3 separate regions of the Homo sapiens genome follow, and all the other regions are linked to region 1. A link is a contact called in ENCODE Hi-C or POLR2A ChIA-PET data. All regions are on one chromosome and are shown on one strand. Each heading gives the region's core, a stretch centred on a gene start or an enhancer-like site at or near the end of the contact. The rest is flanking DNA. Distances are from core to core; before and after follow the strand shown. Region 1 holds the start of PPAN (peter pan homolog). Region 2 holds the start of LDLR (low density lipoprotein receptor). Region 3 overlaps DNM2 (dynamin 2).

Region 1 (4,304 bases), core at 1,107-3,606:
TAGAGTGGCGTGAACACAACTCACTGCAGCCTTGACCTCCTGGGCTCAGGTGATCCTCCCACCTCAGCCTCCCCAGTAGCTGGTACTACAGGCATGCACCGCCACACCGGGCTTTTTAAAAATCTACTTTTTGTAGACATGGGGTCTCGCTATGTTGCACAGGCTGATCTCAAAGTCTTGGCTTCAAGCGATCCTCCCACCTCGCCCTCCCAAAGTACTGGGATTACAGGCCGAAGCCATAGCACTGGGCCCGCAGCTTCCCTCTGTAAAACAGGGCCCTAAGAAGAGATGCTACGATCCTGCTCAGCCCAGCACTCAACACACGTGGGAAACAGAGCTCCATCAGTATTTCTTTCCACCGGCTGGAAAAGGTGCAGCTCACGGGGTGTGGACCGCTGGGGGAATCTCTGGACACTTTTGCCCAGCATCATCAGACACAGGAGTGGGATTTGACCTCAGGACTCAGCAGACCCAGGAGCTCCCAGTCTCAGCGCTGGGAGGAGTGAGCAATCCATCTGAGGGCCTGTGGCACCTCTATCCGCTGCACCCCCCCATACCTGCCACCTCGCCAGGCCAGACCCACCTTGTGCACGTTGATGGAGGGGAACAGGTTCTGGAACATGGTGGCCATGAGCTTCACATGCATACCATGGGGGCCAAAGCTGTTGAGTACCAGGAGGGGTGGGTGGGCAAACTGCTGCTCGTGCATGCGGTGCCGGCGCAGTGAGGAGACCACATCACGCACCAGCGAGTACTGTAGGACAGGAGAGAGGAGGGGGTGACCACCAACCACACATGGCTGCGGACAACCCCAAGTCCAGCTCCCACCCCACATGGCTTTGTACCACCTCCACCCCTCTCACCTTCTTGACCTGGAAGGTCAAGGTGGGGCCTCCTGGGAGGCGCATCAGCTTCTGCAGGAGAAGAAAAGATCAGTGACTCTGGAGGGGTCTAGCAGAGGTGCCCGGAGTAGGCACCTTTGCCCCATCTCTTCTTCAGAGCGTTTACTTTGAAGCCAGAAATCACAGCAGCTCAGAGGCATATGTGTTCATCATGAGAGATAGGGGAAGGGGGGGTCTGGGGGAGATGAAGGGTGAGGGCGTCTACTCACAAAGTAGACATTGGTCTCTGTTTTGCTCAGGATCAGAAAGTGTGTGACCCCGAGGGGCCCAGCCACTGCCACGCAGTCCTTCAGCGAGTTCTTCTTACGAACCTGGAAATGACAAAAAGAAAAAAAGAAAACATAGCTTATCCCTTGTTGTGACAACTATAAGCTGACGGTGCAGATCCTGTTATGGTCTGTCTTGCATCTGACCCTTTCAACAAGCCCAGAGGAGCAAAAGGATCTTAGCCTTTAGAGTCAGTCGGACGCAGATTTGAGTTCTAACTCTGTCTCTTGCTCACAGCGCATCTTCCCATTGACAAATGAGCGAACTCAGGCCCAGAGAGGTTAAGTAACTTGCATCAGATACTGGGGAGAAGTCAGTTTCCAACCCTGCTTTGCTGCCTCCAGATTCTAGTCTTTTTTTTTCTAACACGGTCTCCTCCGGTCGCCCAGACTGGAGTGAAGTGGCACGATCCCGATTCACTACAGCCTTAATTTCCTGGGCTCAAGGAATCCTCCCACCTCAGCCTCCCGAGTAGCCGGGACTACAGGCACGCAACACCATATCCGACTAATTTTTCTATTTTTTGTAAAGACGGGGTTTCACCATGCTGCTCAGGCTGGTCTCGAATTCCTGGGCTCAAGTGATCCTCCCGCATCAGCATCCCCAAATGCTGGGAATACAGGCATGAGCCACCACGCCCGGCTCCAGATTCCAGTCTTAACTGTCAGGCTTAGGCGACTATCTATCTCCCAAGCTGCGCGCCCTCACTCCAGCCCAGCAAAAGCCCTGAAAGGCAGAAATGATGCTCCCCATGAGGGTCTTTTTTTCCAGCTGGGGAGACTTAAGTCCTCCCACAGTTTTACAGCGGGAGCCATTACTGCAGCTACGAAGACTAGGCCGAGGGTGGGTGGAGGCGGGCTGGGGGTGGGGTACAAACCTGCAGACGGCTGGCAGTGAGCGGCTCCATGACCCGCCGCACGTCCAGGCTGAGCTGCCGGATGTTGCGACCCGTGCAGCCTCGCGTGAACACGAACGAGTGCGGGTTCGCGGCATAGGCCTCGAGGTTGCGGAGCTGCGCCTGGGCGCGGGCGCGCTTCTGGTGCCGGGACTGCGGCGACGAGAGACAAAGGGTCAGCGCCGCGACCTCGGCCGGGACCCCACCTGCGCCACCTGCCTCCCAAGCTGCCGGGCCTTACCCTCCCTGACTGTCCCATGCTGCTGTGTCCTCCACGAGGCCTCCTGCGTCCGCCGCTTCCGGCGCTGCGCAGCTCACTTCCGGCGCCTGAGAGCCGGCACGGCGTGGGACGACATCAGGCGGGCCTGCGCACTAGGTGGCCTCTGGGAGCGGGGAGGGGCAATCAGATGGAGCGGTTGCTATGGAGACACGGGTGCCTGTTTCTAGGGAGACCGGGGCGGGGCTACGCGGCTCCGGGCTGCAGAGAAACGAATCCGCCGGTTCGAATCCCGCTTCGGCCCATTTCCTCCAGCTGGGCTAAAACCACTTTCTGCATTCCGAGGCTCCTAAAATATCCCAAAGTAAGGCTGATAATGTCCCCCGGGCCCACGAATTAGGAGCGACCATGTATGCACAATGTTGGGCGCTCTGGCGCCAAGTACTTGGGGAGAAGCCACCGGAGGGAATGACTGTGGCAATCATTCACTTTAGTCTCGCAACTCCTCTGGGCCAGCTGTCCTCCCCGGGTACCCCTGTCTGCAGACAGGCTGAGGGATGGAAACTCCACATCACCTTCTGGAAACTCAGGGCAAGGCGGGCGTTTCGTGAATAACTCGCCCCCTCCTTCTTTCCGCTCAAAGCCTCAGTCTTGGCCTCAGGCCTCTGGCTTCTTCCCCAAAACCTTGCAGTGGGGGAAAGGGACACCCCCTCACTGGGCTGAACATTACTCTCTCCTCCCCCATCGGCCTCCTCTCCCTCCTTGCTCTCTCTGGCACCCCAATTCTTCCTCCTCTCCCCCAGATGTGTCTCCCCTCCCCCTCGTCTTCCCCCTGTCTCTTTCTCCCTCTTGTAACTTTGTCTCTGTCATCAGTTGTCTCTTTCATCATTTATAACTGAAGATGGAAACTAAAGAAGTTTCCTTTCTCTGTGTCTGGCCCCATCCCTGTTTCTTTCTTCTCATCTGCCTCCCTGTGGTCTCTCCCCATCTTCCCATCTCTCTCTGTCTCTCCCCATCTCCCCGTCTCTCCCTTTCTCTGCCATCTCCCTATGTCTCTCCCATCTCCCTATGCCTCTCCCATCTCCATCTGTCTGACTCTCTGTATTCTTCAGCCCCTCTCTGTGACTTATGAAGTTCCCTCCCTCTCTACTGCCAATGGGGAAGCCAGAGGGGGCTGAGGGTGGGGGGCCGAGGGGCCCAGTGTGGGGGCCCCAACCCAGGCCCAGAGCCCAGCCTGGCAGCCTCTCTCAGATCTGGGACGACCATTTCCTTTTTCAACCCTGGAGTCCACTCGAGTTACTCGGGAGCTCAGGATGGTGCAGACCAGGGGAAGGAGGTGACTCTCCCGGCGTGTGGCTGGTCGTCGGTGGGGCCTTTGGACAGGTCTCAGACCCTGGGCCTGGGCTCTGTGGGGCTCTATGTGAGTTTCTTTGTACCCCTGGGAAATGACTGCATGGTTACTTCCCCCAGTTCCGTCCTCGTGTGATTTGACTTGTGTGAAAATGTGACCGAGTGTGTGGGAGACAGACGGTGACCTCTGTGGTGCGGTGGATAGGTTTCCGGGTGTCAACTGTGTGTACCTGTTTTGTATCTGTGCACTACTGTGTGATCACAAGAACCAGGATGTGGACAAGCCTGACACACAGATAAAGACCCACTCAGCCCACCCCATTTCCCTTTAAGTTGTGATGTGTGTGTGACCATATTTGGAACATACAGTTGTTGCCTGAAACTGTTATGTTTCCAGCTGTGTCTTTTTAAAAATTTTTTTTAATCAATGAGATATCCTTTATTTATGAAAGCATAGTTCCAATGCAGAAGTCAAGCTTTATGGTTATATATTAGGATAGGTTCAGATCCAATATGACAATGTTTAGCACTAACTTTAACATGTTAAAGCTCTGATTCCTGAATGTTTTTCTCACTTAATATATTCTCTCCAATGACAAGCTGGTGTGCTTGGCTTCTTATGCTGAAAAATATATGCCTGAATTCTATAACAAGCTATTAACAAAATCATGAA
Region 2 (4,304 bases), core at 1,103-3,602, 980 kb before region 1:
CAGCGTGAGGTGGTGCAGCTAGAAAGTGCTAGAAACACACACCAGCTCTCAGAAGTCTGGAGGAAAACATCAGGGGTGTAGTCTCCTTGACAACAGAGGAAACATCACATTCTCAGCCATCCCGGGAGAGAGAAACTAAAGTGATGAACAAACAAGGCCTTGCCTAAGACTTCCTTAACATTTTCTCTTAAGGAAGAGGTTGATTGGTGAGTGAGATACACATTAATCCAGTGCCTCTCTTTCTTTTGTAAAACTGAGTGGCAGAATGTTTGCAATCATCATCATCCCCGGTGGGGCGCGGTGGCTCACTCCTGTAATCCCAACACTTTGGGAGGCTGAGGTAGGAGGATCGCTTGAGGCCAGGAGTTCAAGACCAGCCTGAGCAACCAAGCGAGACCTCATCTCTACAAAAAGTTAAAAAATAAATAAGTAAATAAAAATAAAAGAACAATCATCCGTATTTCATTACACCCTCCCTCCCTCTCTGGCCTCCCAGAGGAAACTGGTGTGTTAGTTACAGCGTGAATTTCAAGGCAGTTCAAAGCTCTCCATCCAGTCAAAGCCAACCCCCTTGCCAATTAAAAAAAAAGTTTCCTGCAATCCTTGTGTTCATCAGGCAATCCCAATCCTTTTCTAGGCTAGGCTGGTTCTCAGGAGGGAAAGGGCCATGTAGCTGTTGTCTAGGGCGAGGCTGTCTCTCTGCAACTAATTTAAAGCCACCTAAAAAGCTCTAACTCAGGATCATGCACTAACCAGCCTCTTGTGGAAATCTAAAATCTAATCCATTTCACCCAGAGGAAAAATCGCCGCTTGGACAGCTGAACCGAAGCCATTCACAGCCTCTGAAGAAGCGAGGCCACCCCAGGGGGTCGGTCCCGGGGGATAGCTGCCCCACCGTGGCTGAAGATCTCGGCTGCAGACCAAGGAGGGGCGGGGAGATTCTGAGGCAACGTTTCAACCTCGTAAGGAACCGAGGCCTTGAGGGTGGCCGGGGGCCCCTCTGTGAACTTGATCGGGGCTGGTGGGGCGAGGGCGCCCCCCAGGACAAGGTGGGGACGGAGGTGTCGCCACAGAGCACAGCGGAAACCGGGGACTTCGCCAGGAGGGCCCAGGATAACGGAGGGCGACTCGTGTATGTCGCGGAGGCGGCTCCGGGGACCCGGGACTTGTCGTCGCCTTTGTGACAGGAACCGCGGAGGAACGCCAGGCCTCCCCTGCATCCGCCTCGCCCCGGACAAGGTGAGGCTCAGACTTCCGCGCCAGCCCCGCCCCGCTCGTACACAAGCCCCGTCCTCCCGACGCCCGCCTCCGCCTCCACCGCCTCACATTGGACAAGGGGAGTGGCTCGAGGGTGGCCTGTTGGACTACACCCAATGGAATTCGGGGGGCGGGCCAAAGGGGCGGGGGCAGGGGCGGGAGGGGGTGGCCCCCGTCCCGGAGCACGCGGCGGAATCCCGGGACTGCACCCAACTCAGGATGGCAGTGGCGCCCTGGGGTCGCGCAAAGCGGATCGGGACCCCTGAGCCCGCGGTGACCTCCAGGCTGGACATCCGGGTCTCCAGTCGCCCTCGCCCCCAGAAGGACTTAAGGCGGGGGTGGGAGTGATCCCTTGTTTTAGGACTGGAGGTCCCCACACCCAGCTCCGAGTTAGAAGAGAGGGTCCCGGCCGGGCGCGGTGGCTGACGCCTGTAATCCCAGCACTTTTGGGCAGATCACCTGAGGTCGGGGTTCGAGACCAGCCTGGCCAAAATGGTGAAAACCCGTCTCTACTAAAAATACAAAAATTAGGCGGGCGTGGTGGTTGGGCGCCTGTAATCCCAGCTATTCGGGAGGCTGAGAGAGGAGACTCGCTTAAACCCGGGAGGCGGAGGTTGCAGTGAGCTGAGATCGTGCCACTGCACTCCATCCTGGGCGACAGAGCTAGACTCCGTCTCAAAGAAGATGCGGTCCCTCACCCTGTGGAGACTTGGGGGACAGCGGTGCCCCGTTTCCCTTAAATCCCTCAGACTCCTCCCGACCCTCGCGCTCCCCTCAGCGCCCCCCTCCAGCGCCCCCTCCAGCCGTTTGGGAAGGACCCCGTGCCATTACCCCACAAGTCTCCCAGGGATGGAGTGATTATTTGTACCCAAAAAAATAAATTCCCAAGGGCCCCCCGGGGGCTCCCTCTCAACCTATTCTGGCGCCTGGAGCAAGCCTTACCTGCAGTCCCCGCCGCGGCGAGGAGCAAGGCGACGGTCCAGCGCAATTTCCAGCCCCAGGGCCCCATGCTCGCAGCCTCTGCCAGGCAGTGTCCCGACCCGGATCACGACCTGCTGTGTCCTAGCTGGAAACCCTGGCTTCCCGCGATTGCACTCGGGGCCCACGTCATTTACAGCATTTCAATGTGAGGTTTCTAGCAGGGGGAGGAGTTTGCAGTGGGGTGATTTTCAAATGTCTTCACCTCACTGCAAGAGGAGGAGTTTCGAACGGCCGATGTGACATCGGCTTTTTAACCCGTGAAGCTCTGATTCCCACTCCAGTCCTTCGAAAGTGTCGCCAGGGCAGGCGACTTGATTTGTTGTATTTGGGTCTCCGGTGAAGAGCTGACGCCCCCTCAAAATTGGAAACGCATCTTCTGAAAGATCCTCCTGAAATTTCTCGATGTTTAACTGTTAACATTTTGCTGTTGTTGTCCACAGAAGGATAACAACAGCCTTTCAAGATCCTCCAATAGCCTAATGCCATTGTCCTCTCTGCCTCAAAAGGAAAACACTAAAAATGTTGGGAACTTCCGCCACTTTCTATATTTGCCTTTTCCTTTCTAGGAATTGTGTATAGATTTTTAGCTTCCTTTCGTTGTATATTGTTTTTACATTGTTATTCCAAATCACCTAATAGACACTGATCAATCAGGAATTTAAATAAAATCTTCACAAAAGTACAGCCAAAAAAATATTTTTTGTTTTGTGGGATCCCGCCTTTGGCTGAGTATAAACATCTGAAAAATCAATTGTACGGATACCTGGAGTCTGGACGTAAATATTGATTTCTCCCCTTAGGAGAAGGAGTTGAACAAACAGAAGGGCGGTTTCCTCTCCCTCAAAGCAAAATCAAAACAAAACAGGGCTTTCACAGTTGAACTTGAACCCCTAAGCCACAGAGAGCTGGTGGAGACCAACTTTTAGAATTGAGTCTCTTTGGGGACTCATGGGGTTGCCAGAGGCCTCTTGCCAAAAAGGCACATGTGAGAAACTTGCCTGAACCCCACACAGGGCTGGGCAGTCTTGGCGGTTCCCCCAGGAATAAGCTGGATTTCTCTGGGATTTTGCAAACTGACTTTGGCAGGCAGTGCTAACCTCTCAGCAGGATTTTAGGGAAACCTAGGAGACCAGGCAGAAAAGGGACAAATTGAACTCTCAGAAGGACAAAAAAAAAGATTAATCAGGGAAAATAATTTTTTAATTATTTTTATTATAATTTTTTAAATAATTATTTATTATTTATTTATCATTATTTCCAGCTGTCACTCAGGCTGGACTGCAGTGGCGTGATCACAGCTCTCTGCAGCGTCAACCCTGGGCTCAAGGAATCCTCCCACCTCAGCCTCCTGAATAGCTAGGACCACAGGAGTGCACCACCATGCCCAACTAATTTTTAATTTTTTTTTATAGATGGGGTCTCACTATGTTGCCCAGGCTGGTCCCAAACTCCTAGCTTCACTCAATCCTCTTCCTCTTGCATCATGATGCCTCTCAAATTGCTGGCTTTACAGGCATGAGCCACTGTGCCCAACCCAGAAGAAGAAATTGATGATAAGAATTTTTGGCAGTTAAGACTCAGTTTCAGAATTCGGCCTTGGACAGATAAATTAGCTTTCCCAACCTGTAAAGGGGCCATCAAAATGCTTGAACCTACTTGGCAGGCTCAGTGTCAAGGTCAAATTGAAATAATTAGCGGGCTGGGCATGGTGGCTCACGCCTGTAATCCCAGCACTTTGGGAGGCTGAGGCAGGTGGATCACGAGGTCAGGAGATCAAGACCATCCTGGATAACACAGTGAAACCCCACCTCTACTAAAAAAAAATACAAAAAATTAGCCGGGCGTGGTGGCGGGTGCCTGTAGTCCCAGCTACTCGGGAGGCTGAGGCAGGAGAATGGCGTGAACCCGGGAGGTGGAGTTTGCAGTGAGACGAGATTGCGCCACTGTACTCCAGCCTGGGCGACAGAGTGAGACTCCGTCTCAAAAAAAAAAAAAAAAAAAGAAGTAATTAGCAATCACCTAGAGAAGTTTACAAGGATAGGCAAGTTCTAGGAGCTGCTGCAACG
Region 3 (4,304 bases), core at 733-3,232, 650 kb before region 1:
TGGGTTCTAGCCCGTCAGCCGGGGGGCTGTCCCACCACTTCTGGCTGGGTGCAGAGACACAGCACTGACTACACAACAAGTCAGCCCAAGCCCTCGGCGGGGGCTTGCAGCCTGGACTGCATGAGAAAAGGGATCGTGATGGGCAACAGGGCTACGAAGACCCCCCAGGGGCGCTGCTGGCAGAGCAGGGCTGAAGTTTTAGAAGCAGCCTCCAGTGGTCAGCGCTGGGGGGTTGAGGGTGGCAGTGCTGGGGATTATGATGAGGAGGCTGGTCATCACTGTTAGAGCAATGCCACCAGCTGGGATTTAGGGATGGATTACAATAAATGTTAAGCTTTAGCCAGATTATTAACAAATGTAAGCTTTTAAACCCCCCTCTGGCTGATGCAGGGCAGAGGAGAGGGCAGGAGCAGGAGGCAGGTGGGGGTGACCGCTGTGGTTCATGTGAGTGACATCAGGGGCGAAACCAGAGAGATGGCAGGCAGGGGTACGGAGGCCAGTGGACAGGCCGTAGGCAGATTCCAGGGCAGTTTGGGAGGTGGATGGTCACAACCTGAGGGCAGGCCGGATAGAGAAGAGCCAGAGAGTGGGAGGAGGCAAGACAGAGGGGAGCGCCCTACAGACACTTGCAAGGCTCTGGGGGACGAGCCCTGGCCTCTGCATCCTGTCTCTGCAGCCACAGGCAGCACAGTCAGCTCTCCAGGCCTGGGATGCTACCTGTCTTCGAGCCACACTCCTGAGGATGACAAAGAGCCCGAGGGACCTGCCTGCCAGGCACTAGGCCTGTCACGCCACGTGCCCCAGTTCAAGCTGATGCCTGAGCTCTAATCCCTTTCCGTCAGCCTCCCATTCGGCTGATGAGGAGCCTGAGGCACAAACAGGATACGAGACTTGGACAACATCACAGCTCATGGCTTGCATGAAAAGGAGCGAACCTTTCTCACTGGCTCCTGAGCACTTGGGGAGGTGCTGGTGACACTGGCGCCAACATTCTGACGGGGGTGGGTGCGAGGAAGACATACTGCAGGGGTGAGAGGGGTTGGGGGCTGGGATAATTGGAGAGGGTTCTCTGAGCAGGGGGACTGAGGGAACAAGCTACATCAATTGGGAGGCGGAGTGAACTGAACGAGGGAAACAGCGAGCGGGCGCCCCCATGCAGGTGACAGACCCCAAAGTCACCTCTTAGCATGGCCCCTTGTCTTTCCGTCACAGTAGTCACAGTGGACACCAGGCTGTCCCAGGGTATTAACCTCATGAACGCCACAAGTAGCCTTGGCCCTGGCCCTACCAGAGCCCCAGGCCACCTAGCTCACAGGTAGGGACCTGAGGGGCAGGGACACTTGGCATCTTGCACATCAGAGACGCAGTGTCTCAGGTCAGGCACAGTGGCTCACGCCTATAATCCCAGCACTTTGGGAAGCCAAGGTGGGTGGGTCACCTGAGGTCAGGAGTTTGAGACCAGCCTGGCCAACATGGTGAAACCCCGCCTTTACTTAAGATACAAAAATTAACCGGGTGTGGGGGCGCAAGCATGTAATCCCAGCCACTCGGGAGGCTAAGACACGAGAATGGCTTGAACCCGGGAGGCGGAGATTGTAGTGAGCCGAGATCGCATCACTGCACTCCAGCCTGGGTGACAGAGTGAGACTCCATCTCAAAACAAAAACAAAAACAATACAAAATACAAAAAAAAAAAGACAAAAAAAAACCCTGGCCGGGTGTGGTGGTGGACACCTGTAATCGCAACCACTTGGGAGGCTGAGGCAGGAGAACCGCTTGAACTTGGAAGGCAGAGGTTGCAGTGAGCTGAGATCGCGCCACTGCACTCCAGCCTGGGTGACAGAACGACTCTGTCTCAAAAAAAAAAAAAAGACAAATGCAGCATCTCAGAAACCATGCGGCGCTGGCTAGACACTGAATCACCAGCAGCGGCGGTGACAGCACGTGCCCCTCACAACAGTGCCCCTGCTCCATCCTTTCAATGACTATTTTTGAAGTGTGCAAGTGGAAGATGTCAACGATAAAACAACACAGGAGCAGCATGTGATGCAATCACAGACATCCTGTCTGCTTCGTGTGTCTGACGTTCATTCCTTTTCGTGGTCGAATCTGTCCATTGCACTGATGGACTACAGTCTGTTCGTCTAGTCACCATTGGATGGACATTTGGGGTCTTCCTAGCTTGAATTTATTACAAATAAAGCTGTTCTGAACATTCTCATATGCGCTTTTTGTAGACACATGTCCTTGTTTCTCTTGCTGAGTCACAGGGTGGACTTGAACTTGAACCGGCAAAGCTAGTCTCTGGAGATAGAAATCAGGGCAGTGGTTCCCTTTCGGGAAATGGACTAGAAGGGGCAGGAGGGACTTTCTGAGACCATGAAGAAGTCCTGCATCTTGATCTAGCCAGTAGGTACCAAGGTACAATCATTTATTAGAAAATCAAAACTTGCAGCAGTGGCTCACACCTGTAATCCCAGCACTTTGGGAGGCCAAGGTGGGTGGATCACTTGAAGTCAGGAGTTCGAGACCAGCCTGGGCAACATAACGAGCCCCTGTCTCTACAAAAAGTAAAAAGTAATTCACTGCGGATGGTGGCATTCCCCTGTAGTGTCAGCTACTCGGGAGGCTGTGGCAGGAGGATTACTTGAGCCCAGGAGACTGAGGCTGCAGTGAGCCATGATTGCGCCGTTGCACTCCAGCCTGGGCAACAGAGGGAGACTGTCTCCAAAAAAGAAGAAGAAGAAGACAAGAAAATCAAGGTATATGTTTAAGATTTATGCGATTGGCCAGTTGTAGTGGGTCACGCCTATAATCCCAGCACTTTGGGAGGCTGAGGCGGGCAGATTATGAGGTCAGCAGATCAAGACCATCCTGGCCAACACGGTAAAACCCCGTCTCTACTAAAATACAAAAAATTAGCCAGGCGAGGTGGAGGGTGCCTGTAGTCCCAGCTACTCAGGAGGCTGAGGCAGAATCGCTTGAACCTGGGAGGCGGAGGCTGCAGTGAGCTGAGATAGCGCCACTGCACTCCAGCCTGGCAACAGAGTGAGACTCCGTCTCAAAAAAAAAAAAAAAGACTTAAGCGATTAACTATATCTAACTGAAATCTCAGGAAAAGGTCACAAGTCAAGGAGAACATGTTCGTGAAGATTCAGATACAAAAGTACAGGGTGGACATTCCATTAAAATTTGCCCACAGAATTGTTACAACCCTGTTAGTTTCTCAATAAGACGAAAAATTCAGATCTCAAAGAATTTTAAAGCCCAGCAACAGGGGACTAGTTAAATATAAATTACGTTCAACCTAAGGAAGCTGACTGAAAATATGTTTTCTTTTTGAAAACATATATTTTCAATCACCTTATATATAAGATATATTGCTGGGCATAATGGCTCACGCCTGTAATCCAAACACTTTCAGAGGCCGAGGTGGGTGGATCGTTTGAGGTCAGGAGTTCGAGACCTGCTTGGCCAACATGGTGCAACCCCATCTCTACTAAAATTACAAAAATTAGCCAGGCGTGGTGGTGGGTGCCTTTAATGCCAGCTACTCAGGAGGCTGAGACAGGAGAATCGCTTGAACCCAGGAGGCAGAGGTTGGAATGAGCTGAGATCGCGCCATTGCACCAGCTTGCACAACAAAGAGCGAAACTCCGTCTCGGGGGAAAAAAACAAAACAAAAACCTTTAAAATAGAATAAAATACGTGTATTTATATATAAATTATGGCCTATCCATGCTGCTATGCAGCAACAGACACACAAAAAGAGCCTGTCCTTTCTAGACATGTAACTCCCTTTTTGGTGTACTAAGTGAGAAAAAAAGAAAAGGTTTGTAGTGATCAGTTTTACTGAAGAAAGAAAAGGAAAGGAAGAAGAGAAGGAAAAGGGAAAGGGAAGGGGGAAGGGGAAAGGGAAGTGGGGGGGGGAAGGGAAGGGGGAGGGGGGAAGGGGAAGGAAAAGGTACAGAAGAAAGTCTGTACTTTGTGACTAAGACAACCAAAGGGAAACAAAACAGGACCCGGGGCGGCTGGGGCCTGGTGGGGAAGGAGCCACTGCATGTTTTCCGACATCTTTGAATTCCGCATCATACACACGCATTACTGAGTTCAAAACATTAGAGTAGCTAATAGCTATTCAACACTGACTCTATGCCAAGCAAGGCATTGAGAACTTTTCATGATTATTAACCTTTTTGATTTCTTTTTAAATAGAGACAGGGTCTCACTCTGCTGCCCTGGCTGGAGTGCAGTGGTAAGGTCACAGCTCACTACAACCTCCAACTGTAGGGCTCAAGTGATCC

Evidence for each region. Hi-C counts contacts between places; a loop is a spot of excess contacts on that map. ChIA-PET counts read pairs that join two places held with the same protein, here RNA polymerase II (POLR2A). Pooled maps may share reads with other maps.
Region 2: a loop to region 1 is called in a map of CD8-positive, alpha-beta T cell, with 4 times the contacts of the local background. The contact joins the promoter of LDLR here to the promoter of PPAN in region 1. A Hi-C loop is called at or near these places in 1 of 168 maps with a recorded cell type or tissue (CD8-positive, alpha-beta T cell), 3 of 37 single-sample maps with no recorded cell type and 12 of 50 pooled maps. POLR2A ChIA-PET finds 5 or more read pairs at or near these places in 1 of 52 experiments (activated naive CD4-positive, alpha-beta T cell).
Region 3: a pooled map shows a loop between it and region 1 (2.4-fold over the local background). The contact joins the enhancer-like site here to the promoter of PPAN in region 1. A Hi-C loop is called at or near these places in 4 of 50 pooled maps. POLR2A ChIA-PET finds 5 or more read pairs at or near these places in 2 of 52 experiments (activated CD8-positive, alpha-beta memory T cell and naive thymus-derived CD8-positive, alpha-beta T cell).

What each region holds. Positions count from the first base shown.
Region 1 is chr19:10,104,414-10,108,717 of GRCh38, reverse strand. PPAN (peter pan homolog) reads right to left here and starts at 2,356. Exons shown (of 12, transcript NM_020230.7): 1 at 2,306-2,356; 2 at 2,047-2,217; 3 at 1,112-1,213; 4 at 864-914; 5 at 584-754. The coding sequence starts at 2,323. It overlaps PPAN-P2RY11 (PPAN-P2RY11 readthrough), which reads right to left and starts at 2,356. Exons shown (of 13, transcript NM_001198690.2): 1 at 2,306-2,356; 2 at 2,047-2,217; 3 at 1,112-1,213; 4 at 864-914; 5 at 584-754. The coding sequence starts at 2,323. SNORD105 (small nucleolar RNA, C/D box 105) reads right to left here and starts at 1,067; the gene lies at 983-1,067. It also overlaps a transcript of ANGPTL6 not described here. RefSeq lists enhancers at 144-787, 2,430-2,479, 2,076-2,719 and a silencer at 2,160-2,209.
Region 2 is chr19:11,087,511-11,091,814 of GRCh38, reverse strand. It overlaps LDLR (low density lipoprotein receptor), which reads right to left and starts at 2,352. Exons shown (of 18, transcript NM_000527.5): 1 at 2,200-2,352. The coding sequence starts at 2,266. It overlaps LDLR-AS1 (LDLR antisense RNA 1), which reads left to right and starts at 2,156. Exons shown (of 1, transcript NR_163945.1): 1 at 2,156-2,747. RefSeq lists enhancers at 1-315, 1,012-1,191, 909-1,502, 1,503-2,098 and a silencer at 1,262-1,521.
Region 3 is chr19:10,753,034-10,757,337 of GRCh38, reverse strand. The region is part of intron 1 of DNM2 (dynamin 2); the gene reads right to left. LOC124904637 (a long non-coding RNA gene) reads left to right here. Exons shown (of 2, transcript XR_007067139.1): 2 at 677-2,221. Among named protein-coding and RNA genes, the nearest start is that of MIR4748, 25 kb to the left of the region's middle. Within about 2 kb of position 1,982, at least 4 of the 41 ENCODE cell types and tissues checked have a DNase peak (open chromatin) inside an H3K27ac peak, as active enhancers do.